Linked DNA regions of Mus musculus: all the other regions are linked to region 3. The links are chromatin loops, found by intact Hi-C in ENCODE. Cell type or tissue: heart. All regions are shown on one strand. Each heading gives the region's core, and the rest is flanking DNA. Links, peaks and the distances in the headings are about the cores only. Region 1 holds the start of Efhd2 (EF hand domain containing 2). Region 2 overlaps Efhd2 (EF hand domain containing 2). Region 3 overlaps Fhad1 (forkhead-associated (FHA) phosphopeptide binding domain 1).

Region 1 (10,124 bases), core at 1-8,000, 84 kb before region 3:
TGGCCCAAAGCAAAGAGCCAGTGCCAGCCTAACAGGCTGGCAGCTCTGTTGGGGGGAAGTGGAGGCAGCCAGAGGCTCGTTCTGAGCAACCTCAGGACCAGCGCTGACGGCTGCCACCAGGGCCAGGGCATATGCTGAGCTTGGGACAATGATGACAGCAACTTAGTAAGTACTGATTCTGGGCCAAGTACTAGGTTACGCACTTGACAGCACATCAGGTGGGGAAAGAGCCCCAGAAAGGGTTAAGGAATGTGCTCTGAGTCCCCATGCAGCTAGGTGTACAGCCCTGTAGGGCTGCAGACTCAACCAGGAAGGGAAGAGAGAGGAGGCCGGGTGGCCCCAGGAGGAAAAGCCAAAAGGAAAGGGAACCTTGGCCGTCTGACGTAAGGGGTCATGAGATGAAGTGGGTGGGGAGGAGGCTGGGCAGAGGGGTAGGGCCAGTGCCGGGCCAGACAGAACAAGGAACTAGGGCACCTTCCTCGGATTCCACAGTTCATCCACAATTACACCTTCCAGGCAGATGTCAGCTTACAGAACCTTCCAGAGTTCTCCCCGGGCTGTTAACAGCTCAGCAGCGGTAGCCATCCCTGAAATTTTGTGGATCTGTCCAATGCCTTTTTGTCTTGGAAACTTCTAGAAAACAACTCTGGATGAGTGGGCAAAGAGAGGGGAGGAGGCTGTGTGTGAGAGAGGAGGGATAAAGTCTGAGGCCACAGGGGCGGGGGTGTGGTGTGAGAGGGTGGGGTACAGGCTCTAAGATGCAGTGCCTCTATGCCTGACAGCAGGCAGAACTCAGTATGTGTCATCCCTAGGCCCCACTTGGAGGAAAACCCATGATCCCAAGCAGGTCACTTCTCCCTTCTGGATCTCAGTTTTCCTGTCTGTAAAATGGGGCTGGAGGCAGCAGGCAGCAGTAGGTGGCAGAGCCTGCTGTTTCCTCGGGTTCTCCCTCGATCACTGTCCTCATCCACACTGAATGGATGGACCAGAAGACTTCGAAGCAGTTCTAGAGAGCATCAGTGCTCAAGACCCCTTAGAAACGAGGCTAGAACAGGCGTGTCTTTGAGGATCATCACACACAGCCTGTTCCTCTTGCACTGGGGCAGACTGAGGTCCAGGGCCGACAAGGACCTGAGGTGGGATTCCCGATGAGGTGGGAAGCCCGGCCTCCTAGCTCTGGGCTGCCAAGGAAGAGCCAGCTCCGCTTTCCAGGGCCACCGGCTCCACTTCCTCCCTGCACTCGCTCTCAACAGAGCCCTGGCTGAGATCCTGGGACCTGCTGGGCCCCAGGAGGCAGCAGCCACTTGCACAGTGGAAGCAGATTGTGTATTCTGTGCTCTGAGAAGCCTTCTGGGGCTGTGTCCAGCCGGACTCGGCTGGGCTGGGCTCATGGGGCACAGTGAGGCCTTGTTTCCCTGAATACAACATCAGCAGCTTTGCGCCCCAGCCAGGGACCCTGGCGAGTGGCACTTCCTTCTCTTGAGGTCCAGCTTTCTGGCCCCTTCCTACCCTGTCACCCCTCCCAGCACCCCAGCGTGCAGCACTAGTGCCAAGAGGTAGCTCTGAGGAGGCCAGCACCCTCTAAGCACCTCTCAACTAAACTGCTTCCCCCCAAAACAGCCTGGGTAAAACAGTACAGCACAGCTTCCAGACCATTCTCCCCACGGGTTCCCCGCAAATCAAAGTGGTCTCTCCCGAGCTTGCTCTTTGGGGGTATCTGGGTTCCCTAAAACAGCGCCATGGTATGGGGGATAAGAATACTGCCGAAAGATAAGAGAAGGAGGAAATGTAAAATGGGCTGGTGGTGGATGGTGGAGGGGGGAGGTCAGTCTCACATACACACACACAGAACACACACACAAAGAGGTGTTGGGATGTGTTTCGAGACACTGACACAGGTATCTGTGAGAGACAGTTCAGAAGGGAAGGCCATGGCTTTTGAAGCTACCGGTCCGAGTTCGAATCCTGATCCTATCATTTGGTAGCTGTAAAGTCCTGAGTCACGGGACTGTTGGGAGGCCCCAGCCCTATCTCTGCAGAGATCTATGACACCTAAGTAACTCTCTGGAATCCACAGGGTGGATCAACCTGGAAGTCACCGTTGCCCTAAGGTTCAAAAGCAAGGAGTGTGGATTCCTGCCGTTCTAGCCTGGTCAGTCAGTGGAGACTGAAGTCAGAGGGTATCCTCTTGCCCTGGAACCTCCATGTAGAAGTTTGGGGGGTGCATTATAGCGGCATCAGGAAGCTTCTAGTCACCCATAGCTGGGACCTAACGTCCTCTTTCCCTATGAGGACTGGCTGTGGGTGTGGAAGGAAGTGGGACATGGGAAAATCCTCTCTGGACCCTGGTTGGAGGGAACGCCCCCTTTCCGGGCTTCCTGATGGGTGTCTGGGCACTGTCCGTGGGGTGTGGCTGGGGCTCTCAATCTGCTGGCTGTCTTCTGCTTTGGGATTCCCTGCGTACCCCACCCCAAGCTCAGCTTCTGTGGTTTGGTCCCCTCTGGGATCCGCTCCAGCCTGGTGCCTGGAGGACCATTTCCTTTCCAGGAACATAGGTGGCTTACTAGGAAGACGGGAGGCCGGTCCTTTGGAGGGGCACTTGCATCTTCTCTACCCCTATGGGTACTCTTCCCCCATCTCCATATTGCTGGATTTTGTGGGGGTGTGGAATGGCTGAGCCCACAGGTCTTGGGGACATCCTAATCTGGTAAGGGTACAGCTTAGAATCATAGAAAGTAGAAGGCAGGGGTTGGAGACCCTAGGCAGGGCACATAGAGAGAGAATGGGCTCCAGGGATTGTCTGGGAAGGGAGGAACTGTCACTGGGGAAGAGGGCTGCCTTCTGATAAAGGGCAGGGGAGTCACCACTGCACAACCACGGAGTGAAGGGGTTCGAGGTGGGGGGGCGGGGTAATGGGGGAGAAGGGAGGGAGGGGAGGAAGGTGGACTCACAGTGTATGAAGAGGGGCTAAGTCCCAGGGGACTCTGTCCTGATGATAGGGGAGTTACATGTTTGTAGACTGGGGGACAGGGACAGAGGAGCCCTTCCCTAGCAAGACCGCACAGTGTTAAGGAAATGGAACCTGGTCAACAGGGTGGGCGGGAATGGAAAGGCCTGAAGAGTTTTCACCCACAGTAAGTAAACATAGTATAGCTGAGGGTGTGTGTGTGTGTGTGTGTGTGTGTGTGTGTGTGTTGGGGGGAGGGGGTTGTGGACCCAACCTAGTAGGAGAGAGTCCATAACTAAGCAGAAGAAATTAAAGGACCCAGTAAAAGGCACAAGTCTGGCATGGGTGCCGGGGGGAATGTCCCCTTAAGAGGCAGTAGGGTTGCCTTATTGCGGTGGGGGTAGGGAGTCCAGTAGTTAGGACGGAGCGGAAGGGAAGCCACCGGCCCTTTCTCCCTTTCTCGATATGTTTGGGTGTAGGGTGGTGGGTGCAGTAACATTAACAGTGGGAAGGAGGTCGGTACCCTGTGTGGTGGTAGTGACTCGCTGGGGACCTGCGATTATCTGGAAGGAACCTCAGGGAGCCCCCAATCCGCGTGGGCTATTCCGAGGGCAGTATCACCAGGAGGAGGGGTCACATGTCAGGAACGGGAGCTCCCCAGATCCACTTGCGTGCTGGGGTGGTGGGTCTGGAAGCCTCGTGGCTCTTTAGAAAAGCAGCAGAGTTCCCCACCCTGGTGAGACGGGGTTCTGGGGGAATCTAATTGGGGATACGGGAGGTTAGGGCCCGAGGCCGGGTCTAGGGTGGTGGGGAACCGGGTGCAGGGGCACTTACTGCTTGAACATCTTCTCCATGTCTTTGATCTGCTTCCTGGAGAACTCCTTGAACTCGGTGTAGGGGTTGAAGACGCGGCGGCTGGGCGACTGTGGCTCGCCGATGCCCTGGTTGAGGTCCGCGCGCCGCAGCAGCTTGGCGCTCAGCTCGTCGTCCGCGCTGCCCAACGCCTGGGCAGTCTCGTCGGGAGCCTCGGCCGCCGCCGCCGCCGCCGCCCCGTTGAGCCCCGGCTGCTCCGTCGCCTCGCCGCCTTCGCCCTCCATCTGCAGCCTCCGGCTCAGCTTGCTGGCCAACTCGTCCGTGGCCATGGTGGCCCGCGCAGCGCTGCCTCGGCCGGGCCCCTGCTCTGCGCCGCGCTCCCGGCCGCGCTCTTCCTCTTCCTGACACTCCCCGCCGCCAGGCGCCGCCCTGAAGGTGGGACTTAGGGGACCGCCCGCCCCCGGGCTGGCTCCCGCCGCCTTTGCCGCGTGCCGGGTCCTTCTCTATCCCCGGAGGGGGGTAGGGGGGTCAAGTGCATTCCGCTCCCCAGCTCCTCATCATCGTTCCCCTCCCTCCCCCACAGTGAAAAACCATCAACTTCTCTCTGATGACCTCTGGGTGACGCTGAGTCCCAGGAGCCCTCTGGAAGGAACCTGGGAAGGGGGTGTCCCAACCCTTCGGGAGGGAAGAGGGTCCGCTCGCAGGAGGTGGCTGTGTGTTCAGGGACTGGAGAGGGGCGCGGCTCTCAACCCGTTCTCTGAAAGGGGTTTGTGTCTCTGACACCCTGTCGGTTGCCATGGAGACCACTGGTAGTGAACCGCTGGGCGTTCTTGATAAGGTGGCAGGAATCTGAAGAAGGTGGACCCTAGCACTGGAGCCCAGTTGAGACTGTCTCCAGGGCTATCATGACTGGCGTCATTCAAAAGTGGGGTAGCTGCTATGAGGGAGATGGCACCCTACCAGTTCTCAAGGTCCCCAAAGAACTGGGAAAGGGGAAGGGGGTCGTCCTGTTACACGATGATTCAGCACAATAGCTGCCTGATCCGGCGGATGCCTGGGACTCTCCACCTCAGAGGGATTTCAGAGAGATCTCCATGTTGCCTCTTTGATGGGGATCCCAGAGGGGTGACCTCCTCCCCAAAGCGTCAGGAATGGGGGGAGCTGGAAAGGAGGAGCTCAGAGAGAATTTGTCTCTGTCATCTAGTCTGTCACTTCAAGAACAGCAAAGCTGGTCTGAAGAGAAGGCTCAGTTATTAAGAGTGGTTATTGCTCTTGTGGAGGACTGACATCCTAGCATCCGTGTAGGGTCCGGGTAGAGAGGGGCAAGTCACGAAAGGCCTGTAACTCCAGCACCAGGGATCCTAGACCCTCTTCTGGCCTGCTTATGCATCTGCACTCATGAGCATATATACCCCTCCCCCACACACACAGACTTAAAACTAAAGTAAATCTCTGGCCAGTCTCTGAGTTCAGTCAGCCTGGTCTACATCCAGGATAGCCAGGGCTCTATAGTAAGACTCCCTCCTTGATAGATGATAGATAATAGATAGACAGATAACAAACTCTGTTTGTTTGTTTGTTTTTCTTTTGGGGGTTTTGTTTTTTGAGACAGGGTTTCTCTGTGTAGCCCTGGCTGTCCTGGAACTCACTCTGTAGACCAGGCTGACCTCGAACTCAAGAAATCCGCCAGCTTCTGCCTCCCAAGTGCTGGGATTAAAGGCGTGCACTGTCCGGCGGTAACAAACTCTTAAACCTTCAAAGCTATGGTGTTCTGGCATCAACTGCAAGGTCACTAGCCATAATGCTGATTTCCAGGCTCTACCTAGACTGACAGACCTGTCCTTTGTCACTGGGATCCAAAAAGCTGCTTTTCACAAGCACCTGGGGGAAGCCTTGCTCTTTGGAGTCAAGAGTCTCCGACACAGATGCATCACTAAGATAACAGGGCAATGCTGGGTACCCAGATACTGCCCACTCCCAGAGGCAGGGTACAGAAGACCTGGAAAGCACAAGCTAAAAAGTGACACTGTGAAAACAGAGGGGACCAGAGAAGCTGCTGGCTGCCACAGGATGATGCTTAGAGGAAGACACCTGATCAGTAACTGTTGATGTGTTCACAAACATTGTTGAAGGAAAAGGTATTTGAAAGAGTATAATGGATGCAGAAGAAATCTGTAGTTATACCTTGCTCAGCCTTTCAGAAGCATGGTTTCACAGAAGACCCCAGGTCCCCTGAGTAAGACAATGACTCCTGTGTGTTTCAGAAGCATTTATCAGCTGCCTCAGCCAGTTGTCATTGCATGTGTAGAGCTGGTGTTAGCATCAAACCCTGCTATAAAATGTCCCCGTAGAAAATCATGTTGGGTATAATACGCTTTCTTAACTTATACACACTAAAGGAAGTTTTTGAAAAAATCTGTAATATTTGGACAAACAAACCATATTGTGTTGCTTTAATGTTCTAAATTAAACTTTTAATAAAGATTACCAGAGTAAACAAAAAAAGAAAAAGAAAAAGAAAAATGTAACTTTTTGTAAGGTTGCTAAGTCTGATAAAGATGCTAACTAAGTTTAGAGAGTTTTGATTTCTTAAAGACCAAGGGAGTTACAAGTAGTTGGTGTTGGGTAGTTCAGTCTAGCTGCTTTAAAAGAAACACAGTTTACATATTTAATAGAGACCAAGGATAGGGGAGGGGCACACAGAGATTTCAACATTTAAATTACATCTGCACTTGCCTAGGTTTGTCTAGACTGTCTTCATAAAGTGCATAGGTGACTTTCAAAACTCTGGTGAGCCTTGGAGTCATAAACATATGACTTTATTTTAGATAGATGTCGGTAGCCCAGGCTAGCCTCATCCTCCTTGTGTAGGTGAGGGTGATGTATTTATTTTAGACAGATGTCAGTAGCTCAGGCTAGCCTCCCCTTCCCTGTGTAGCTGAAGATGACCTATTTCTGATATTTTAGCTTTCTAAATGCTGGGAGAACAAGATCTGCACCCTTAGATGCTGTTTATATGATGCTAGAGATTGAGCTCAGGGCTTTGCGCCTGCTAGCCCAATGCTTTACTGTCTGATCCATATCACCAGACTCATTTCTTGGTTTGTTTTTGAGATAGTCTCCCTTTTCAGTCCAAGGATTTGAACTTGCCATGTGGTCCAGGTAGACCTCAAACTGGAGATTCTCCTGCTTCAGCTTCTCCGGGGCTGTGATCACAGGTATCTGCTGCACTCTGGGCATTAAGTTATGGCATCTAATAGTGCTGCGGGACTCAAAGTGCCTTCACTATGAGCAGTTTTGCATCTATTTTTTGACTTCTCTGTGATGAGAGCAACTGATGGGTCTGCTGTCTTGAGAAGTAATCCATATGAGATGAATCTGGGGTTCAAGTTTGAATTCTTTAAAGAGAGTTTGTGTGTTAAGCTCTAGTTAACATCCTACTTAGCTTGCATGGGTAAAATCTTGGGGCTGGACACCTTATACAAGGTAACGGGATTTCTCCCATTTCTCCCGTATCTGTGACATCATGGGAAAGCGATCATCACAGGAGCCTTGCTGCTTCAGCTCAGGACACACTTCTGGGTGAGCAACTCCCTAATTCATTAAAAATCATTTATTAATTTTATTATTTATTATTTATTATTATTATTATTATTATTATTATTATTTTGGGGCATGTGTTAGTGATGGTCAGAGGACAATTGTTAACGGTTGGTTCTTTCCTTTCGTGGTACCTAGGGACGGCACTTAGCTAAGCACTTTTACCTGCTAAACTCTCTCAACAGGTTTTGGGGGTTTTTGTTTTTGTTTTGTTTTGTTTGTTTTCTTTTGTTTTGTTTTGAGACAGAAGTCTCACTCTGTAACCCAGGTTGATCAAGATCTCACTAGATAGCTCAGGCTAGCCTGTAACTGTTAGTAATCCTCCAGTTTCAGCCCACTGAGTATTGAGATTAATGCATGGAGCATTATATTCAGGTTGGAAAGCTCTGTAAACAACTCTTGGGTTCTCTCTCTCTCTCTCTCTCTCTCTCTCTCTCTCTCTCTCTCTGTGTGTGTGTGTGTGTGTGTGTGTGTGGTATGTATGCACATACATATGAATGCCAGAGGTCGTTGGCTGTCATTTCTCAGTCACTGTTCACCTTGTGTTTTGAGATAGAATTTCTCACTAGCCTGGAAGTTGTGGAGTAGACTCTTTATAAATGTGATAGGGGTTGGACTCAGGTCCTTACACTTGCATGGCAAACACATTACCGGCTGACCTATCTCCCGGCCCTAGGTGAACTTCCTCATATTTCAGAGGCTCTGTGACAGGTGCGGCAGGTCCTTACTGCCCCACCCATCTCAGAGGCAGTGGGCTGTGGTCCTGCTGGAGGGCTGGTTGCTAAAACCAGCACCGGAGCTGCAAGTTGGAGACTATGTTTCATTCGATTTTTTTCCCTTCCTTCTTGGGAGTCCTTGGATTTCAGGGAAACGTTGTTTCTCTTTTAGACACTAAAGCAATGGCGAGGGTACGAAAAGCAAAGGCGATTGATAGGCTCTGACTGGAGACAGACTGGAGATAGAACTTCCAGGAAACACCAGTTGGCTCTTCATTAGGAGAGTCGCTTTATAATGACCATGAGTTCTGTGTAGTGAGCACGGAGTCTGGCAGCAGGGAAGATCTATTCTGGTGGCACATTCTAGCATTTGGTCATGAGGGAAGAATGATCTTCAGGAAAAAAAAAATCACCCCCTCAGCAAAGGATTTCTATGGAGGCTGAGCGAGTGAGAGCCAACTCTGACGCTCTTGCAAGTGGGGAGGGAGCTAAGCAGACTTAGTCATCACTGATAGGGCTCTTTTCTGACTCCCACATTTACTTGTATAACTGTCTCCTAGGGAGGGATGAAGTCTTATTAAGAAAACAACAGCACTTTGAAAAAGAGAAGGGATGTGCTGGGAGATGGCTCAGTGGGTAAGAACAGTTTCTATGCAAGCATGAGGTCCTGAGTTCGAATCACAAGCATCCAAACTTTATATATATATTTATAGGAAGATGTGGCAGCACACGCTTTTAATCTCAGCACTTGAGGGGCAGAGGTAGGCGAATTTCTGAGTTCAAGGCCAGCCTGATCTACATAGTGAGTTCTAGGACAGCCAGGGCTACATACAGAAACCCTGTGTCAAAAATAGTCCCTAGCACTGTGGTTGGTAGAGGCAGGAGAATTACTGGGGGTTGCTTCCAGCCTATCTCAAAGATCAGTGAGGATCATTTCTCATGGAAATAGGGCATGATAGCATGATAGAGTGAGTCAATTAATGTCTTCCTCGTGAGTATATGGGTACACCCCTTACACACATGCACACACATATACACATGCACACTTGTGCCTGCGTACACGGAAAAGACAGAAGGAAGAAATAGGGCGTGACCACTGGGGGCACATTCCAGAGTCTGACAGAACTGGGTGGTCTCATCAAGCCCTGAGCTTCTGGGGGAATCAAGAAAGGGATTAGTGAGGCCTTCCGAGATAACCCTGGGTCAGAGCATGCAGCCTAGAGCATGCGCCTAGCACTCAGGAATGCCAGGATACTAATTAATCATCAGTCATCAGGAAAGCCTCATAAAGACCTCAGTCATCAGGAAGCCCCAGATGGACCGAGATGATGCTTAGCCGTCAATGTCCAGGGATACCATAAACACTCACTTGAGGCGACGGGGTGATGGCAGGGGAAGGGAATCTTAATCTTTCTCTTCAATCTCTTACAGCATCTGGAGGCCATTCAGTGGGGGCAGTGAAGGTAGGTAGTGGCTCCTGAGGCCCCGCTGCCTGGAGCAGGAAGAAAGGGAGGTAAATATGCAAAGGGAGATTATGAGTTGACCTGAGGTAAGATTTCATATTATTTGCATATGGGTTGGGGGTGTAGCTCAGTGATAGAATGCTTGCCTAGCATTTGTGGGTCCCTGTGTTTGATCCTCAATATTCTAAGATTTAGTTGTGGTTGTTTTTAATTGCATATATCTGTGTGCATGTGCATGCATATATGTGTATGTGTGTATGTATGTATATGTGCGTATATGTGTATATGTGTGTGTGTATGTATGTGTGTGTGTTGGTGGTTGTGCTGGGTTGGTTTTTTTTTTTGTCAACTTGGCGTAAACCTATCTGGAAGGAAGTGACCTCAACTGAGGAATTGCCTCTGTGAACCAAATTCCTGGAAAGAAGCTGTGCCCCGCAGAGCCTGATTGGTTGGTTAGTGTTACAGTTCTCTGAGGAGACTGGAATGTCGCAGTTCCAAAGGCTACTTAGTTACTTCACCTTGGGCTAGTTCTAGCTCTCAGGAACAGCCAGACCATATGCCCACTCCCACCCCCACCCTGCCCCA
Region 2 (10,141 bases), core at 2,142-10,141, 100 kb before region 3:
ACGCCCTGGACATCACCAAGACGAGGGACATCAGTATTCCCTTGGTCAGTCTGGATTTTTCAGGTGAGTCTTTCTGGTATCCAAAATGGGTTGTCTTCATTCTGTGGGAAAACACAAATAGCTCCCCTGGATCTTATCAAAATAGGATCCGGGCCATACCATTTATTATCAAGGACATTTTTCCATTTAACCATCTCATTGGGCCTATCTGGCTCTGAACAATGACGTTCAGCCGCAGTATGGCCATGAGCATCAATATTTTAAAAATTGAGTGTAAAGAGTGCCATAGACACAGACACTCTTGGTACTCGGGGTAGAGTCTCCTCAATTCCCCTCTTCTGTTTTATAAGATAGGCTTTGAGGGTGCGATGCGCACGCTCAACAATACCCTGTCCTTGAGGGTTGTATGGAAGTCCAGTCAGGTGGGTCACGTCCATCTGACGGCAGAACTGCTGGAATTTTTGAGATGTATAAGCTGGTCCATTATCAGTCTTAAGGAGTTTGGGTTTCCCCCAAGCACTCCATGCCTCAAGACAATGTTGAATCACATGTGAGGCTTTTTCACCTGTTAAAGGTGTGGCAAACATTACACCAGAGCAGGTGTCAATAGAAACATGTAAATATTGATTTCTCCCAAAGGAGGAAATATGCGTGACATCCATTTGCCAGACCTGTAATGGCCTGACGCCACGAGGGTTTACCCCTACATGAGTAGATAAAATTTGACAACAATCTAAAGGCATTATTAAGTAATCAGAATCACTTTCAGTAGAACCAATCCCTCTGGCAGCTCTAGGAATACCAGAGGAAGAAAAAACAGCCATGTAGGCTTGGCAAAATTATTAGTTGAGCTATTCTGTCCCCTTGTGATATAGAAAAGACAACTTGAGGACAAGAACAGAGGACCTGAAGTTCCCCTTTATAATCCTGATCTACAACTCCAGGGTGGACAATAAGACCTTGTAGGCTGCAAGAGCCTGCCTCTGTCTCTCTGGCCACAAAATCTGAGAAGGACTCCTGAGGTCCCTGGACGATCTTTGTTAGTTGTCCAGTGGCTTCACCTGCTCGGGAGAGCGCCTTCCAGGCCCTAATAGCCTTTTCATCTGATTCAGAACTACTAAGAACTGGCTCCTTGAACTCACCTAGTGATGAGTATAGGCTCCTTCTCCTAGAAACCTCCGCTGATTGATCTTTTTTCTTTTCTTTTTTCTTCTCCTTCCTTCCAATCTCTCCCCAGGTATTCTTACCTGACCTTAACTTTTCCTTGGGTTTAAGACCCTTGGAAAGGCCTGTATACTTAGTTTGTGTACCATATTTTCTCTTTGCTCCTATTCTCTCTCCCCACTTTACTTCTGATAGATTGCCTTGAACTCCGTCCAGAATTTTTAGCCCTGCCTTAACCGCTTGATAACATGTGAAAAGGAACAAAAGGGCTCCTAACACTAGAAAAAGTTCAAGGCCAAACATACCTTGTAAAGCTATTTCCCACTTTACTTCTGATAGACTGTCTTGAATTTCGTTAGAAAGTTCAAGGCCAGGCGTACCTTGTAAAGCTATTTCCCACTTTACTTCTGATAGACTGTCTTGAATTTCGTTAGAAAGTTCAAGGCCAGACTTACCTTGTAAAGCTATACTTACGGGTACCCTGTTCCCCAGCTGAAGAGTTCTGAATTCACGCAGTTGAATCCTTCTCAACAGTCTGTTTTACGGGAACCTTTATGACCGTGACCCGCAGTTCTGGTTCCGGAATGAGGAATCTTCCTTGCGCCGGTGATGGTTAACTCCCGTCCCGAGTTTTCTTGTCCCGGGTTTTTTCTTCCCGGATTTTCTCGTCCCGGATTTCGGCACCAACTCTTGCATGCTTTCTCACGACCGGCCAGGAAGAACACAACAAACCAGAATCTTCTGCGGCAAAACTTTATTGCTTACATCTTCAGGAGCAAGAGTGCAAGCCCCAAGCCCCAAAAACGAAAGCGAAACCCCGTCCCTATTTAGGAGAGTTATCCTTCGCCTAGGACGTATCACTCCCTGATTGGCTGCAGCCCATGGCCGAGTTGTCGGAAAGCAGAGTACATGGGGTGGAGAAATACCTTTGGTACATGCGCAGATTATTTGTTTACCACTTAGAACACAGCTGTCAGCGCCATCTTGTGACGGCGAATGTGGGGGCGGCTCCCAACATACATCGTGGAAAGGTCAAGCTATAAGATTGAGTAATGTATTGAAACTCTTTAATAAAGGTGGAGGAGTTAGAGGAACCCAGTCTGCTCTCTATTTGAGAAAGTTCACTCAACGAGAAAGGAACATGTACTCTGACAAAACCATCTACCCCAGCAACATCTCTTAGAGGAAGGAGCGATGCTGGGTCAGGTGTCCCCTGGGGAGAAGGACTTGGGGGTTTGGCTGTGGTCTTAGAGCGCATGATAGGAGGGGTGAAGGTAGGTGCCAATTCAGGTTGATTGGAGTGACCTGCGGCTGGCACAGGAGGGGGCATCTGGAGAGGTCGAGCTAGTAGGCTCTGGGGTATCCTGGTGGGAAGGAGAAACTGAGGCAGCAAGCAGTTTGGGATTTCAGCGGCGTGGAAACAGGTCTCTGATGGAAAGGAGGTAGTTCATTAGCTGGATCTAGCGTTGTAGCGCCATCTGGTGGACGTTGTGTAGGTTTCATGGCTAAGAGAAGTTGGGTTGGGGAACAAGAGGAGCAATGGAGGGATTGGAGAGAAGTTGGATCTAGGGTCGCATTAAGTGGCATTTGGAACTATTATCTAATTGGTACTGAATCCAGACCTTATTGCAGAGGTATATTAATCTTGGTGCCTTCAAGTCAGGTGTTAGCTTCAAAGGTTTGAGATTTTCTAGGAGACATCCTAGTGGGATGCCTGGAGGTACATTCAAAGACATCGCAGCACCTATGGTGTGTGTGTGTGTGTGTTATTGGATTAATTGTACTGGTGTCCTTAAAAGAATTCAATAACCAAAAAGAAGTAAGCCAGGCTAGAGGCCCAAGTCGTCACTAGGGCCCCGCTAGAGGCTACACAGTAAGTCCAGGACTTTCCAGAAAGGGCTCTACTCTGGGCCCAGGGGTTCCTTAAATGGCTGCAAGAGCTCACGGGGGGTGGGGGGTGGGGGGGATGAGAGCCACTTTCAAGGGAAATGGTCCCCCAAGGGGTCTATGTCCTAACTGGTATGTCAGCTGGGAAGCGAGGCTGTAAAATGCTAACCCTTTAGCCCCCAGAAAAAGCTAGCCAGGCTCTATCTGGGAAATTAGGGGCCCTCCTGCTGACTGACCTTAACAATCAATATTGCGTTATCTGTGCAAGAATTCTAGCAAACTGGTAAATGGAAACGTGGAACTGAGTGGTTGGTACGGGCCCAGCAGAAGCTAGCCCCACAGGGTGGACCAGGGCAGCACAGCTCATGTGGTAGAAGTCTGTGAGTCTTGCAGCGCGGCAGTAGTGGAAATCCATGTGGTGTAGCAGTGGCTTCAGGCAGTGATGGCTGTGGCAGCCATCCACATGGAGTTGGTTCTCTGGTGGCAGTGGCGGCTTTACCATTGCACTGGGTGTGATGGCTGCCTGGACTCCGCAGCTCCCCTGCATAAAGATTCCTGGGTTATGATCTGGAACGTTGCGCGGCTTCAGAGGGACTACACCAGGCCAAAGAGTTGCATTTGAGGTTTATTGGGAGAGAGAGGGGCAAGGTGGCAGGGGAAAGAAAAGGGGAGGGGGGAGAGAGAGATATCAGGGGGGCCTTTCTTTATATATGGGTGATGATATAGTGACAGTTAAAGGTGGGTGGTTGAGCCAAGTGGATTCTGGGAATATAGTGTTGTCTTGGCAACACGTGTTCGGGTCCTGCCTATGTGGTGTCACTGTTTTTGGAGGTCCTGATACCAACAAGGGTGATTGATGCCTGGCTGGAGCTCTGCAGGACATGAGATCTATTCTAGGTGGAAGCCGGATAGGACTCAGGAAATAAGGTTTCTCCTCCTTTGCTGATCCCACGTTCAAATAAACTGGAGGCACTGAGAATGTCACAGTGCTCCATTCTGTGCCACCGTAGCCCTCATTTCCAGGGCCCACAGTGTGACTCTCGGGATCTGAGATCTCATGGCAAGTCTTGCCGCGCTGCAAGACTCACAGACTTCCAGCAGCTGTGATGGAAAAGTAACCACAAAAGATGTGTGGGGATGGTGGGGTGTGACCAGGTGATGTCCTTGGCCTCCAGAGAAGCAATGCTAAGGTTTTGGGGGAGGAAGTGGAGCAAGGGCCTGAGAAAGGAACAGGTGTCAGCGATGGGGACTCTGGGCTCTGGCTGCTTTGACAAGATGAGGTGGCAGCCGTTGCCTCTGTTCCCTAAAGCTGGCAAGGTTTTAACTCCTCAAATACCACAGGGAAGAATGGTGGCCTCAGAGTTTTGGGGGTTCACTGTCGAGCTTCAGATCAGTGAGGTAGAGTGGTTAGTTCAACGGGGGGTTGACTGTGGTGGTGCACAACTTTAACACCAGCACTCGGGAGACTGAGGTAGATTTCGAGGCTAGTCTGGTCTACACAGAGATTTCCAGGCCAACCAGGGCTACAAGGTGAGCCACTTCGTCCTTTTTTTTTTTTTTTTAAGATTTATTTATTTTATGTATATATGAGTATACTGCCGCTGTCTTCAGACACACCAGAAGAGGGCATCAGATCTCATTACAGATGGTTGTGAGCCACCATGTGGTTGCTGGGAATTGAACCCAGGACCTCTGGAAGACTAGCCAGCGCTCTTAACTGCTGAGCCATTTCTCCAGCCCTTCTCTCCCCTCCCCCGCCCCCCCCCGCCCCTTTTAAAGAGTCCCATGAGGGAGCTGGGAAAGCAATGGAGATTTGAGTGGCTTGAATATAGTAAAGAGGATTAGTGAAAAGATGGGGATCCAGGGGAGGCTTTTGTTTGGGTTAAAAAAAACAACAAAACAAAACAACAACAACAACAAAACCAAAACCTTACAGCTGGGCTTGGTGGCTCGGGCCTTTAATCCCAGCACTCTGGAGGCAGAGGCAGGTGGATTTCTGAGTTCGAGGCCAGCCTGGTCTACTGAGTTCCAGGACAGCCAGGGCTACACAGAGAAACCCTGTCTCAAAAAAACCCAAAAAAACAAAAAAAAAAAAAAAAACAAAAAAACCCAAACCAAACCAAACAAACAAAAAAAACTTTACAATTACATGTAGTTATATGTATGTTTGTGTGTGCTACACGCGTGTGCCACGGCCTACATATAGAGGACAAAGGACAACTTGGTGGAGTTGGCTCCTATTTCCAGTATGGGTCCATGGCGCCCTGGCTGGTCTCAACACTCCCGATTTTCCCATCTCTGACTCCTCAGCGTCGGCCTTACAGACACGTGCCACCAGACCATGCTCGTCGGATGGTTTCTGGAGCGGTTTCTCTTGGGAACTGGGTCACTTGAAACCACCTCATTTCTCCGCTGGCTTTCTCTGCCGGCCTCTGAGTGGGTGGGGTGTTGGCAGACTAAGGTTGAGGTCCCCAATAGCTGAGGCTCTGGCACCAGAAAGTCAGCCTGCTGGCCTAGGAGTCTGAGGGCTCTCCGCCCACGCTCAGCGCCAGGCCAGCTGTGGCGTGAATGGAAGCGGGGGTCCTTTTCATCTTGTTCCCCTTCTGCAATCTGCCTGACTAGCACGGTGGTTCTCCCGGCCCTTCCACGGGGGTCAAACGACCCTTTTACAAGGGTTGCATATCAGATATCCTCCATAGCAGATAGTTACATTAGGATTTCTAACAGGAGGAGAATTAGTTATGGAGTAGCGACGAAATAATTTTCTGGTTGGGGAGGGGGGGTCACCACATTGACCCCCAATGAGGAACTGCATTAAAGAGTCACAGCATTAAGATGGTTGAGAACTCCTGGACGAGCCAGTTTGAGAATCCCTAGTGGATGAGTGTGGAGGGTACTCGGTCACAGAAAAGCACTAGAAAAAACACAGTTGCTAAACCTGCAGGTTTTCAAAATCGAATCCCCTAGACTGACTCCTGAACACTGTTTCTCAGTCAGTCGAACTCATTCTTGTGGAAGGGCCACAAGGTGATCTTTCTAGAGATGTACTTATTAGCAAAGGAATTTCGATGTAGCCCTGCCTAAAGCTTTGTTGGGGCAGTTGCCATGTGGGAACTCCTCCCCCCGCCGAAGTTTTACTGTGTTAAAAATATACAAAAAGCAAATCCCATGGCATCAGACTCCAGAGGTTTTGGCCCAGAACTGGTGAAGTTGTGCTGATCGGAGTTTCATTGCTAAACTCACTTGCATCGCTTCGCCACTGTGTGCAGTGACCCCCCCGCAAAAAGATACTGACGGGAGATGCCTGGCTTAAAATGTTAGTGGTGGGTGGTAGTACGTCAGGTATTGGGTAGCACGTGAGGAATGGTGTACCCCAGGATATATGCCTCCCCCCAGAACATTGCCCTTCCCAGGCAGGGCTGAACTGACAAAGCTCAAGGTGCAAAGCGCCATCGGAAGCTGCAGTTCCACTCCTGGCCGCACGGGGGCAGCAGCATCCAGACAAATCAGAAACTTCCCCCACTTGGTTTAGGCTGTAACCACAAGTCTAGAAAGACCTGGAGATCCCAGTTCAGTCCAGCAAATGAAGACTGGGATGCCATGGGCCCCACACAGGCAGCGGCTGATCTCACCACTGCAGCTGCTCCAGCACTCCAAGGGCATTGAGGATGGTGGGTATCTGTGTGCGTGCCAGGGTTGGGGGCGGGGCTCACTGATCCTGAACCTCTGTACCCATAATACTTTGCTATAGTTTCTATTAGACTGGGGCTTGTGGCATAGTCCAGGCCAACGAGGTTTGAACTCTCCTTCCTCTCACCTCAGCCCCTGGAAGGCCAGGATGACAGCAGGTGTGTACCACATCTGTTCTGACCATCATTCCGACAGTCTCTGTGAAATCTCAAGGCAGGTGGCCTTATGAAGAAGGCTCGAGCCGAATCCTGCTGCCCCAATCGGTCTGTGTACCCGAAGACCTTCAGGCCTCCCTGTTCTTATCATTAAAAGGAATTCAAAAACAGTGCTCCTTCGGCAAGCTCCTTTAAGGATGAAATGAGTTTAATACAGGTAGTGCTTAGATCAGGAGTGTTTGTAGATGCTAAGGGACAGAGCTCTCCAGCAGGAGTGCCTTCCTCCCCAGGCTCCTGATGTGACGGCCCAGATCCAGCGACCTCATCCTGATCCTGTCCACCTTTGTTTCTAGTTAGTCATCAAAAACCACACACACATAAGAATATAGAATTTTATCTCATTTTAGTTAAAAAAAATAATCGTACCACCGAATGAAGAAGTAGTTTTTTTCTTTTTTTCTTTTTTTGGGAGGTACTGAGAGGGGGAACCAAAAATAAAATGCAAACAGCCAAAAGTAAAGAGAATTTATATTCATCTGTATAAACATATCCGCTGAGGCAAACGCAAGCCAAGGCCACGGCAGCTGGGCTGGGCTGGGCTTGGCTCGGCCCCTCCGATTCTCATAGGTTCTAAGACCGAAAAAATAAAACCTTTGCAAGTCCCACAGGGGTCCCAGGGACTCTGGGGACATTGTAGTAAAATAAAGAGTTATCGAGCTTCACAAGCAGTGACACGCTGAACATTGCATAACGGTGGCCCCGGTGGCCATTCACTTAGACTGGGTGACGTCACAGTTTCACAACACAGCAACGGACACGCACATACACACACGTGAGCAAGCACATGGAGCTATAGAGGAACGGCACGGGTTTCACTGTGGCCTGGGGAGTCCCCATGCGAGTCTACGGGTGGGCACGACAGGCTGGTGCCATCACGGGTGACAAACCCAAGGAAGGAGAGTGTGAAAGGGGTGCCGGCCCCGAGTCCTACTGCCAGTGAACATAAACACGTCAGGCACTCCTTGGGGAGTCAAGGCAGAGTGCTGAGGTCCACCCTGAAAAGGCCAATCCCTTAGGGACCCCACCCCTCTCTCCACAGCCCCTTGGGACCCTCAGCTTGCTGCGGGGGTAGGCTGTCAGAGGGTGACATTTCTGCCCCTCCCCTCGGAACCCTATCACTCACATCCCCAAGGCATGCCTGGCAGAGTGTAGCCTGTGAGGTAGATTCGCACAGTGGCCTTCACCCTGCCTGGCTGGGCCCCATTGAAATCAGCTTAGAGTGCTAGGGCCTGGATCTCCTCACTAATGTAGGAGTCCCCGGATCTCCTCACTAATAGAAGAGTCTCTCCACTTCCATCAGAGATGGGGCCTGATCTGAAAGGAAGCGTCCTGGGGAGGGTCTCACTCTCTGCTGGACCATGGCAGGGCGGCCTATAGTTAAGGGGAGTTGGGTGGGTGGAGAAAGTAGCTGGTACCAAAGGCAGGGGCGTGAATGGGCTGAAGTTGGGCTAGAGCAGGCAGCAAGGTGGCCAGAGAACAAGACACGTAGGGATGGCCAGAGAGGATGCTGCTGGCTGGCATCACAGCCGCATGAACCGCAGGAGAGGGCAGGGCAGGGACCAACCACCGAGGAGACTCCTGAATGAGATCGGGTCACATATCGTTTGCGGTTTTTAGTAGTGGTCCGGGCACAGAGAGCAGGACCTGGGAGCTAGTCTCCCACAGATCCCCTGTACCCACCCGTGCCCCCAGACCGCACACGGGGCAGGGCCAGGTCTCGGCCTTGGCTCTGGCTACTTGAACGTGGACTGCAGCTCCTTAAAGGCCGCTTTCCGCTGCTTCACCTCCTCAGCCTGCTTCTTCCTTTCCTCTTGCTCAGCTTTGATCTCTTCCTCAAAGCGGCTGGACACGTTGATGGCCTGTACCTGGGGGCGAGGGTGACAGACAGGTCAGGGGCGTGGTCTCCACATCAGCCTGAGGAGCTGCTCTCCCAGGGATCCTTTCTGACCCCGGCCCTGGTGAGCCATAGTCACCTCTCTGCCTCAGTTTCTCCATATAGAACCTGGCACACACTTAGAAATTGACCACGGGGCTTTCTGGGGGGCGGGGGAGGGGAGATAGAGCCAGCTGGTAAAGTGCTTGCCTGGCATGGGTGACATCCTGGTTTTGAGCTATACTTCAGAAAACCAGGTATGGTGCTGAACACTTGTGATCCTAGCTCTGGGGAAAAGAGAGACGGAAGGATATGAAGTTCAAGGCTAGCCTGGGGTATTCGAGACCATTTTTCTCTGAGAGAGTAAGAGAGAGGAGAGAGAGAGAGAGATGGAGAGAATACACGCACACTCACAGAAAGAAGAGGAGAGGGAGAGGGAGAGGGAGAGGCTGTGTATGCAGATGGTCTGAAGGCCCACAGCTTCGTCCCGGCTGGGGCTGGCAAGGGTGGGGCCTCCAGAGAGCCTGATGGCCCTGCACACCTCAGGAAAAGTCAGCTCCACCTTTCCCCTGCAGCCCTGAGAGGGACGGGGAGGGACTGGCACAGTCCTGTCTTAGCTGTGTCGTCGCACAGTTGGACCTCGCAGTCCCTGGCTTCTCACCTTGGCCTCGAAGAAGTTCTTGGCACCCTTAACGCCCTCTGTGGAGACATCGATCTCGGACAGGCGGGCCAGGACGTGCAAGCCGCTGTCTTCCTGCAACTCCCCTGCTGCTGCCTTGCGGAAGATCAGAAGGAACTGCGGAGGGAGGGCACAGGGGTCAGCAAGGGAGAAAAGGGAACAAAGTCCAAGGCCACACCCAAGCCTCAGCTCAGATCCCTCCGCAGAAAGGCCGAGTGCTCACCTGCAGGACCGGAAGTCAAGATAGGCTGGGCTCTGGCCCCTACCTTCCTGGTCTGTCCTGCCAGGACCCTGGGTGGCAGAATTCCCACCGTCAGCCTGTCTCTACTTGCCACCCACTGTTCCTCAACACAAAGCTGCCCTGCATTCACAAAGCCTTAGAGGGCCCACACTCCCATTCTGCAGTACGGATGATGGTTCGGAGATGGCAAACGGCTTCAGCATTGGAAGGATTCGGTTGGATGCTCTCTGAGCCCAAGCCATTCTCGGGGACCACTTGACTTTTCCCCCTGGCCTCTTGTCACCCCCAAACATACAACCCAAGAAGCCCTGGACACCACCTCTCTGACTCATGCCAGAGCAACTCCCTTCCCATATCCACAAGTCCATATCTGCAACTCCATATCCGCAACT
Region 3 (10,563 bases), core at 1,252-9,251:
GTATATGCAGGCAGAAGAATGATAAGAAAAGAATGTCTGAGGGTGGGAATGAAGTTTTGTAGGACAGAACTTGCCCAGTGTGTACAAGGGCAACAGTACAGATGCAAAGAGCCCACCACTACAAAATCCAACCTTATCTGGTATGTGACTGACTTTGCGGGGAGGGGCGCATGCAGGTCAGAGGTCAATGTGGGGTCCTCCCCAATCACTCTCCGATTTACTTTGAGAAACTTTTTGGCATGTTTGAGATAAGGTCTCAGGAAACCCAGGCTGGCTTCAACCTAGCTAAGCATGACCCTGATCCCAGAGCCTCCACCTCCCACGGACTGGCTTGCAGGGGAACGTCCAGCTCTATGTGGCCACGTGGATCAAACCCAGGACTTCATGCATGCGCCTGAGCTACCCCCTCCCTTGCCCTTGCTTATTTTTTGACAGTGTCTCTCACCGATGCCAGAGCTAGCTTATTTGGCTAGATTGAGTGCCTCACAAGTCCCCACCACCACCACCCGCCCCCACCCCTCCCTGGGATCTTTCTGCATCTGCTTTCCCAAACACTAGGGCAACAGGTGTGTGCTGGACCCATCTTTTTATGTGGGTGCTAAGGATTCAAACTCAGGACCTCCTGCTTGTGTAGGAAGCACGTTACTGTCCGAGCTATATCTTGAGTTTAAGAGAGAAAATAAGTCTGTATGAGTTCTTTCCCCAGAGGCAATTTTGAGTCAAAGGTGGGGTCTTAAAAAGGAGAATCTTTCTCCTCAACCTATCCCAGGGAGAGGGAAATTTCTTGCCCGGTTGCACAGACTGGGGGGGGAGGGGGGGTCAGCGGCAAGCCAGCGGCCTGGAAATCTCTCCCAGAGGCTACCTGGCACTTGTCCAGCAGCACCCTCAGCTTCTCCACGCTGTGCATGGTCTCCTCTTGCTTGGGGTGCAGATGGGTCTCCCTTTGCAGGGTCCACTTCCTCTGCTGGAAGCTGAGGTTGTCCTCGGTGACCTGGATGATCTTCTCTATCAGCTGGCCAGAGGACAGACAGTAAGATGTCTCAAGGCAGCCTGCTCTGCGAGGCAGGGACTGCAAAGTGGGAGCACAGGTCCTGGCTCGGTGGGGAGGGATGCAGGCCCTGAGGTGCTGCCTCTGAGGGAACATGTGCTCTGTCACCAGGACGCATCGCTCGGGAGCTGGGGTCTATACTGTCACTCTGAATTTGTTCCAGATCCTTCCATGCTTATAGCAATGACTTGACTCTAAGTGTGCGCTCACGGGCCATGGTTTCCTGTACCTGCCTGCCTGTGTTTTTTTTCTGTGTGTGAATACTGCGTGTGTATGTGTGTGTGTGTATGTACTGTGTCTGGGCATGGTGCACATGTGTGGAAGTATGCATGTGTATATCTGTGTGTGTGTGTGCAAGCCAGAGGGACACTGTGGCTACCATTCCTCATGTGCCATCCACCTGGTTTTACTGTAACAAGGCATCTCACTGGCCTAGAACTTGCCAAGTAGGCTAAGGCTGCCTGGTTGGAGAACCCTGAGTCCCAGGGGTCTCTGCTTGCCTGCCTCTCCCTAGCACTGGGGTTACAAGCATGTAATGGCACATAGACCTTTGTGTTTTGTGTTCTGGGGATTGAACTCAGGTCCTCATGCCTGCAAGGCAAACACTTCACTGACTGAGCTATTTCTCCAATTCCCCCACCCACTTGTAAACTTTTTACCTGTTCTTGGCCACAAAGGGCTGGAAAGATAACAAGGCAAACACCACGAAGCCTATCTACACTGCTGTGGGTTAGCTTCTCCTTTGGAAGGGATCAATCAAGGTATGTGGATCGAAGCCAGGTCACCCCTCTGCTCCCAGAGCACCAGTGTGTGTCTGGTGCCCAGCCACGAGCCTGCCTGGCCGGACTGGATTTCTACAAGGAACACTGCAAGGGATTTTTAAACCAGCTTTCACTTCAAAAGCCAGGAAATCCCCTAAAATCAAAACAAATCTTTATGGTGTAGCAACAGTGTGAGAAATATGTGCCACTAACAAAAACAAGCATATGCTCTCAGGGTCTGGCATCCAGATCCCCGGAGACAGAAGCGAAGGAGTCACGTGGCCAGAGAGCCAGCCACACTAACCTGCTGGTCCGTGATGGGCTTGTCGCGGAATGGCTTTGTTTTTCCGAAAGTGGCTTTGATGACCTGGTTTCTGAAGTTCTCTAGCTATGGCACAAAGAGGGGAAGGGGGGAGGTGACTGGTCAGTGGGGGTTGCCAAGACAGAGGCAAGGTGAAATGTTATCTTCACCTCAGAGTTCAGGCCACATGCCTGAATGGTCATTCATGGTTATGACGTACTGGGGTGAAGAGCCATAGACAGAATAGAGCAGCAGGCTTCAAGTATTCAATGCCCAACCCGATCCAGGCACACAGTCCCTGCACACCTGTCGAAGGCCCTCCAAAGAGGCTATTGCAGTCAGCCAATGGGAACGCTAGGTCCAGAAGTGCCTTTTCATAATTGCTAGGCTTTCAGCTCCAATAAACGTGATCAGCATTGGTGATAGGGAGAGGAGAAAGCGCACGTGTGTTCCCAGGTGCCTTGGGCATCAGCTGTCCAAAAGCTTCTGTTCATTGTGAGTCATTTTTATGTCTCTGGAGCCAGCATGGTGCAGGCATGGAATGGGCATTCCGGCGGGGTTTGCTGGGTACTGGGATATGGAAACCTATCAGTCAGGTACCTCCCATGGGTTGGAATTTTTAGTGTTTGGTGGAGGGGATGGCCCTGTGTGTAAAGCTTAGAGAATCCCAAGTCTAAGGCACACTAGACTCCCTCAGGAAGCAGAGGCTAAGAAGCCTGGTTGGAAATTTACTCCCACGGTACCCCAAGGTGCATGCCTGTGATCCACTGGACAGGGTGGGCATTGAAGACTAACATATATCCTCAAGGGGATCCGGGGGACCCACCAGATGATATTCAAAATCACAGAACGGTCCATAGGACTCAGAACCCTGGGAAAACAGAGATGATGACAGTACAGGAGACTTTCAAGCCAGGAGCTCCAAACTGTCTCCCGGTTTCATGGCCAAAGGAGGGGTCAAACTAGCCAAGAAGTTGGTTAGGTGGGAAAGCCCTATATGCAAGGTGACTGCTTGTAGTGAGAGGGATAGGGTGACAGGTTCTCAGATGCTGTGCTGGGAGCTGGGGACAATGGGCTGGGCTGAGAACGTCAGCTGGGCCTGGCCTTGAGGTAAAGAGAAGGCCAGGAGGCAGGAGGAAGGCTGACTCCCTCCCCCTGGAATCTATGCACGGAGCTGTCCCATGATCCTTTAGGTGACCCAGCTTGGAGCTGACATGAAGGCCTTTGGACAAGGAGCACAGACCATGCTCTCAGTTCAGGTATATTTGGGGAGGGGGGACTATAAGAGAGCAATGGAGATGAAGGAGCAGTCTAGGGACTGTGTGAGGGGACAAGGGACTGAGGATCTACTAGAGAAATCACAGCTGTAATGTGCTATTTGATGATAAGTTGAACAGCTGTCCAGTGATCAGCACCACTTGATGGAGTGAGTATACCTCTCCATGTCCCGAGTGCGGGGACCAAGCCTGCTTATACAACCTGGTTACAGCTCAGATCAGAAAAGAAATAGAAATTGTGTGAACTTGGTGCGGGATAATATGGAATTATGGTCCTTAGCATTTTTGAGGTGACTCACAGCCCTTCTGAGACCCTGCTAAGTGGTTATAGTAGACGTTCCCCACCCCACCCCCAGACACAGAAGCCAAACATCTCGGAACACAGAGTGTGTCTTGAACACCATCAGGTGGGGTGTCAGCAGAGATGCCCAGGGAGAATCCAGAGTAGCTGTCCTGGAGAGCTTTTAAGGCCTCTGTGCTTGGCTTTTCATTGGCTCTCCCCAAGCCCTTGGTAAAGTCTTACATCATTTTATATCCTGCACAGTGGAAGGCCCATTGGCCATCTTGGGCCAGAGCGATGGAAAAAGCGCCCTCCTGCCCAGCCAGGCGAGGACTCTCACTACCCTTCCCAGGATCATCTCTGTCTAGCATGGACTTTGGACACTCAGAGCTCACTTACTTAAAAAAAAGAGGCATTTCCTTATGGCCACTGAGACTCTGCGGGGGGCTCTTGGGGGAGGAAAGACCAGGGAAAATGCCTACACTGAAAGCAATAGGAGAAACTCTCCAGGGGGAAGAAGGGGGGAACAGGCAGCCCCGGGGCAGGGTTGGCTGCCTGGCCAGGGTCTTGGGTCACAGTCACAGCACACTATTGGAGTGAGGACATCCCAGCTGTTGATGGGTGGAACACCCAGGCATCACGCCCCACTCCACCTCGCCCCATCCTGACACCAGACTTGGCTGCCTGGTGTAGGAGACCCAGCAAGGAGGGCCATGGAACGCTCCTACCTGGCCTACTGCCCTTTCCAAATTGATTTTAATGAGGTTCTCTCTGTTCCCCATTTCTTGCAGCTGAAGCAATTTCCTTCTGGAATCTTCCTGAAGCTTCTCTTCGACCTGAAAGGATGACCAAAGCATGTGCTGGCTGCTGTTAATGCGGCCGTGAGGCGGGCGGTCTGTGGGGGAGCCCTCCATGAGGTTTAATGGCCTGGGGGCGGGGGTGTCCCAGAGGGACGTGCAGGAGCAGCAGCCCACGTGGCAGGGGGCAAAAGTGAGTCTGGTGAGGAAGCTGGCTTATGAGGCTTCGTCCCCTGGGGCCAAGCACCAGGCTTTACTCCCTGGGCCCGGCTGAGTTAGTCCTACCCCAGGCCTGAATCCGAGGGCAGTCCCTAATAGGTCATGTGACTTCAGAGGCTTGTTTTGTTGGTCTGTGACTCGGTCTTTGGGGGGTGGGGGAGGGCAATGTTTCTAGGACCGCCTCGAGTTACCATGGGGTTAAGAGTGTTTGGAGAAGTGGTGAGATTTTTATAACGTCTACGTGTGTGTTAGTGTTAGCTGTCACAAGTAAAACTGCAAGATAAACCTTTCTCCATTATTCTCATACCCTAAGTCCACGGGGGGCTTCGTAAATATTGTTATTAGGAATACTGTCCAGAATACGTCATTAGTGGGGACCACTCAGGGAGGTCAGCCAAGCAAGACTTTCAAAGAGATGGAACTTGCAGAAGGCATTCAAAAGGGATGGGGGGTCTGGGGCGTGGCTACTCATTCCCTCCCTGTAAGCGGGGAAAGTGCTCAATTCTACCCTCTGCTGGCCATTGGATGCACTGCATCTCCGTTCATAACTAGTTTTTCCAAATTAGATGTTAGACAGGATGGGCATGTTCATACACGTTTATAATGTATTCAGAACACGCCCACTCCTCGCTACCCCTCCTTCTCTCTCCCACATCGGTCCCTTTCTCTTCCTGTCCCACTTCCCTGGGGACCATGGCTCTAACCTGTATTAGAGGTTGGGGTACACCTTTAAAGGAAGGTGTTTCATGCTGAAGCAGACTCACGAGCCTCTTATTGGGGTCTGGAGAGGAGTGTGCCACAAATACACACCCCAAACCCTTCAGCACTTTGTCCAGAGCCCTGTGGGGCAGCGAAGAGCCCCTCACACTCAGGCTGCCTGAGAAGTCCGCTTTGGTTTTTATTGCTCGCCCTGAAGGTCCTCCCAGCTCTAAGGAGGGAGGGACTTCAATGTCTGGCCTTGGGCCTGCTCCGCCCTGGTTCCCAGCCCAAAGCCTCAGAGTCAGCCTCAGCCACAGCCACAGCCACAGCTCCACCCTGGCCCTCAAGTGTCCTGCCTGCCCTGTCCTTCTGTCATTGCCACAGAGAAGAGATGCTTAGGAGTGGATTCAGCCCTCAGAGGTCCCTACCCTGGATTAGACCTCAGACTGGGCACTGGTAACCTTGGGTCTCCTTGCCTCAGATCTATTTCCTTCTAGAACATTCTTGATGGTACCGCTGAGACCCACTCAGACATGAGCAACAGGGTCTGAATCAGCTTCCTCTCATAAGGCCTAGATGGCCAAAGTCTGGGCTGCCTGCTGACTGGCCCTGTGTGGATGTATGTGACAAGTGCTTAGGGACACTGGGTTTTAAATTTACATCCTGGCTCAGTGGAGGAGGTGGATTTTCAGTTGAATTTAAAAATACCATTTTATTTTTAAATATGAATATGGAGGATTGAGAATTTGGAAATGAATTTAATTTCAGTTTCAATAGTCACATGTGGCTAGTGGTAGTGCCGTAATGATGAGCCCCATAAATGAGGCTTCTAGCTTGGTTTTTACCCCTCAGTGAGTGTATGGTTTCTGCTCTGAGTTGCTCCCTCAAACCTCATGTCTTCATCTGTCAAATGGACATAACAGCTTTCAGATCATAGAGCGGGCTAAGAAAACAGACAGAAATGATTGTCACAATGCCAGAAACAGCCCTGACCGTCACAGGCAGAACTGGCCACAAACCTAGTGTGGTCACAGGCCTGCAGTAGCCTCTCTCTGTGTTCGGTACATAGCCCAGGCTCCAGTCTTAATGGGAAAAAAATGAAATGAAACAAAATAAATAAAGGGGAAGATGCAAGCAGCACATAGGAATGCAAAGGAAGTAAGGAAAAATGAGCCCACCTCAGGCAAGGTTGCTACACGGTTGCTGCGAGTCAAAGGGAAAGGAAATCTCAACAAATGGCAAGGGAGATTGGTTACATAATAACCACTGTGTAGTAAGAGTAATTATGTAACAGACTTACAGTTGGGAAAACAATAGGTCTACAGAGTGCTAAAGGAAATCAGTCAATGGAGAAATCCATGCACGTTAAAGTATGTTGCAGAAAGGAGGGTCTCTCTCTCTCTCTCTCTCTCTCTCTCTCTCTCTCTCTCTCTCACACACACACACACACACACACACACACACACACACACACACACACACAGATGCATGCATGCACACATGTACCCCCGAGAGACTTTACCATCAGTAGACACTTAATCCTTAGGGATATATTTTAGGCAGAGGAAGAAGGATCCTGGATGGATACCCAGGGACGTAGGGAAGGCAGCTCCCATGGGTGTGAACACTGAATGTATGACAGCATTGCGGGTGCCTCTGGGGCGTCAGTGTGGAGGGAGGTGTAGGTCCTGGTGCTTACATTACATAAGTCTCTGTGGTGCCAGCGATGCTAAAGGGTTGACGTTGGTGACCACTGTGTCATCTGGGAGTGGGGTGAAATCACCCATGGACACCGCGTTTTGATAAGATGAAAGTGCATGTTTAGAGTAACTGTGAAAAGAATATCAAAAGAGAAAACACTTGCTAGGCAGTAGTGGCAAGTTAATTCCAGCACTTAGGAGGCAGAAGCAGCACTCTGTGAATTCCAGGACAGCCAGGACTACATAGAGAAACACTGTCTCGAAAAAAAAAACAAGGGACTGGTGAGATGGCTCAGTGGGTAAGAGCACCTGACTGCTCTTCCGAAGGTCCAGAGTTCAAATCCCAGCAACCACATGGTGGCTCACAACCATCCGTAATGAGATCTGACTCCCTCTTCTGGAGTGTGTGAAGACAGCTACAGTGTATTTACATAAAATAATAAAATCTTTTTTTAAAAAAAAAGAAAAAACCAAAACAAACAGAAAAAGAGTAAAAAATTGACATCAGATTTTGGGAAGACATAATATAGCTTTTATGCCATTCTTACCAGATGAGGAACCGAGGGGAAAAAAATTCCAAAAGGATACAGGGGGAAATATCTAATGAAAACTATCAATGAGGTGGGCCTGGCGTGGCAGGCCTTTAATCCCAGCACTTTGGAAAGCACTGGCTGCTCTTGCAGAGGACTGGGGTTCAATTCCCAGAACCCACATGAAGGCTTGTAATCATCTCTAACTCCAGTTCTAGGGGATCCAACTCCTTCTTCTGGACTCCCTGGGTACTGTACACACACGGTGCCCAGATACACACGTAGGCTAAACACATAAACACTAAAAATAATTTTAAAATTAACATCATACCCTGACAACAACACGGGGTAAGGAGGGTTTATCTGCCTTATATTTCCAAGTTATAGTCGATTACGGAGGGGAGGCCAAGGCAAGCACTGGAGCATCTATCCATATCACATCCCAGTCAGAACAGAGAGAAATGCATGCACGCTGCACACTGAGGCTTGGTATTAAGATTTCTCTACCCTAGAAAGTTTTAAAAAAAACGTACGTGTGTGTGTGCATGTGTGTGTTGTGTGTTAGGGGATGTGTACACATGAATGCAGGTTCCTTGGGGGACAGAGGTGTTGGGTATTCCAGGGGTTAGAATCACAGGTGATTGTGAGCTACCTGATAGGGTTGCTAGGAATTGAACTCGGGTCCTCTGAAAGAGAAACTAGCACTCTTTATCTCTGAGCCATCTCTCTAGCCTCAGCTTTCTCCCTTTTTATACAGTTTGGGGACTAACCTAGGGAATGGTTCTACCCACAGTGGGCTGGTTCTTCTCATACTAATTAATGATCAAGATAACCCCACAGACCAATTAGACCTAGATAATTCCTAACTAAGCTCTCATCTCTGGCTACCCTAGGAGCTGGCAAGTGACACTTAAAACTAACCATCCAATGGTCAAACTTGACCTAGAAGACACATGTAGAACGCTGTGTCCTCTACAGAATGTATGTTCTTCTTGTAGGCACATATGAAACAAGCATGTACCATGTGGGCCACCAAGCAGACCACCAAGAAAATCTCAGTTGATGCCAGGGACCTAAAACACCCAGAGTAAGATCTCTGTACACAATGTAATCAAGCTAAAACCAATACCCAAAAGGCAGCCAAGAAATTCTCATATATTTAGATATTAGAAAATAACTCCAAAAATGCCACATGTCAGAGAAGAACTAATAATGGACACTGGGAAAGACTTGGTTCCGAGTAATAAAGAAAAACATTCTAGAACTCGTGGGGTGCAGCTAAAGCCTCATTTAGAGGAAAATGCATAGCCCAGAGGCCACTTGGTTCTATTGCCATGACTGTGGTGATTTTTAATGAAGAGATAAATCAAAGTCAATTTATTTCTACTGAGAGATATTCTCCAGAATGAAATACATTGAGCCAGTGGCTCAGCACATTCCCAGATGTTTCCATTTTCATTGTCTTGGGATAGTTTTTATCTAGATGCATTCTTTCCTGGGCAAATTTTACAAATAGGATTTAACTTATCTCTAAATTTTTCTGGCCGCTGTCATTTTAAAACATTAATTCTATTTACTTTTTAAAGATTTATTTATTTATTTATTTATTTATTTAATATATGAGTACACTGTAGCTGTACCAGAAGAGGGAATCAAACTCCATTACAGATGGTTGTGAGCCACCATGTGGTTGTTGGGATTTGAACTCATGACCTCTGGAAGAGCAGTCAGTGCTCTTAACTGCTTAGCCATCTCTCCAGCCCCGTTAATTTTATTTTTAATGTGTGTGTGTGTGTGTGTGTGTGTGTGTGTGTATGTGTGTGTCCATTCAATGCTGTCTATATGTGCCTGGCTGTGGGCCCGTCGTCAGTGGGCACGGACAGCCTCTTAGGGACTGTATCCTTGAAGAAAACTGACTCTTTCCCCAGTAGCCCTCAACTGCTGAGGGCTAGCTCACTAGCCCTCACTAGCTCCATGGCTAAGTGTGGGACTTCATGTGTCCCTCCCACAGCTCATAGTGGGATTTTGAGTTTTTATTGTTCTCCACTTTTTTTTTTTTTTTTTTTTTTTTTTTTTTTTTTGACACAGACTCTCACTGAACCTAGAGCCCATCCATTCTTCCAGCTTGGCTGATTAGAGGGCCCCTGTATCTCCATCCACCCCAGTGCTGGAATTACAGCTATGTGCCACCACTGACGGAGCTCACATAGGTTCTGGGGCTCTAAACTCAGATTCCCGTGCTAGTGCAGCAGGGCACTTCACCCATGGAGCCATCTTCCCAGCCCTGAACTCTGTTTTATATTAGCTTTTAGATTAGCCCTGTGTGGCTGCCACCCTCTGAAATGGATGCCACATTTTCCAGGAAAGGAAAGCAACACAAGACCCACTAGGATCTGCAGGTAGGGGCGAGTCTCTCTTAGATAAAGCGGGAACCGTTTTAGTCTGAGCATCTTGCTGGGGCGTGGGGGGCGGGGGTTACCTTCTCCCGTCCGAGAGGAGCGGCAGATGCCGGCATCGGCCACACGGGGGCGCTTTGTGGGTGGAGCGGGACGCTGCACAGGGGCTGGGGGAGTTTATCTCCCGTGGTCATGGACACAATCAAGCTTCCTTGAAGCACGCACCTTGTTCTTTTCTCGTAGCGTCTTGGAGATGATGTTCTGACCCATATAGTTCTTCTTTAGTTCCTCTCTGAGCTTCCTCACTTCTTTCTCCATGTCTTGCATTTGCTTAAAAAAAAAAAAAAAAAAAAAAAGCAACCACAGAGAATTCAAGTTCACTAGGCATGGCAAGTCGCCTCCTAAATGGAAGCCCCCCCCCCCCCAGGTCTCCCGTGTTCCTGGGACTCATACAGGTAGGATCCACACCAGCCAGCTAAGCGCCTTCTTTGCTCTACATTTGCAGGCAAAGTAGATTTCTCTTCACCCAACCCCCTGATTAATATATTCAATGTG

Evidence for each region. Hi-C counts contacts between places; a loop is a spot of excess contacts. Peaks named below come from ENCODE experiments on the same cell type or tissue, not always from the same donor. Only the 100,000 strongest peaks of a DNase experiment are listed, where the experiment ranks them.
Region 1: a loop joins it to region 3, with 4 times the contacts of the local background. A loop is called at or near these places in 14 of 42 quality-filtered maps.
Region 2: a loop joins it to region 3, with 11 times the contacts of the local background. A loop is called at or near these places in 27 of 42 quality-filtered maps.

Annotation. Positions count from the first base shown.
Region 1 is chr4:141,870,779-141,880,902 of GRCm38, forward strand. It overlaps Efhd2 (EF hand domain containing 2), which reads right to left and starts at 4,142. Exons shown (of 4, transcript NM_025994.3): 1 at 3,782-4,142. The coding sequence starts at 4,089. Gm46874 (a long non-coding RNA gene) reads right to left here. Exons shown (of 3, transcript XR_001784482.1): 3 at 8,906-9,568. In heart, for the core only: a CTCF peak has its summit at 4,227; DNase peaks (open chromatin) are centred at 373, 1,463, 2,383, 4,193 and 2 weaker places; H3K4me3 peaks cover 4,294 bases; H3K27ac peaks cover 5,621 bases.
Region 2 is chr4:141,851,058-141,861,198 of GRCm38, forward strand. It overlaps Efhd2 (EF hand domain containing 2), which reads right to left. Exons shown (of 4, transcript NM_025994.3): 3 at 9,491-9,625; 4 at 7,085-8,821. The coding sequence ends at 8,690. It overlaps Gm35034 (a long non-coding RNA gene), which reads left to right. Exons shown (of 3, transcript XR_003955163.1): 2 at 6,584-6,722; 3 at 6,874-7,059. Among named protein-coding and RNA genes, the nearest start is that of Gm35034, 7.7 kb to the left of the region's middle. In heart, for the core only: CTCF peaks have their summits at 2,651 (motif pointing left) and 6,532 (motif pointing right); DNase peaks (open chromatin) are centred at 6,474, 7,694 and 9,614; H3K27ac peaks cover 512 bases.
Region 3 is chr4:141,953,180-141,963,742 of GRCm38, forward strand. Fhad1 (forkhead-associated (FHA) phosphopeptide binding domain 1) reads right to left here. Exons shown (of 32, transcript NM_177868.4): 9 at 10,234-10,338; 10 at 4,396-4,503; 11 at 2,114-2,197; 12 at 863-1,012. Among named protein-coding and RNA genes, the nearest start is that of Fhad1os1, 25 kb to the right of the region's middle. In heart, for the core only: a CTCF peak has its summit at 5,205 (motif pointing left); DNase peaks (open chromatin) are centred at 4,642, 5,202 and 5,672; H3K27ac peaks cover 2,412 bases.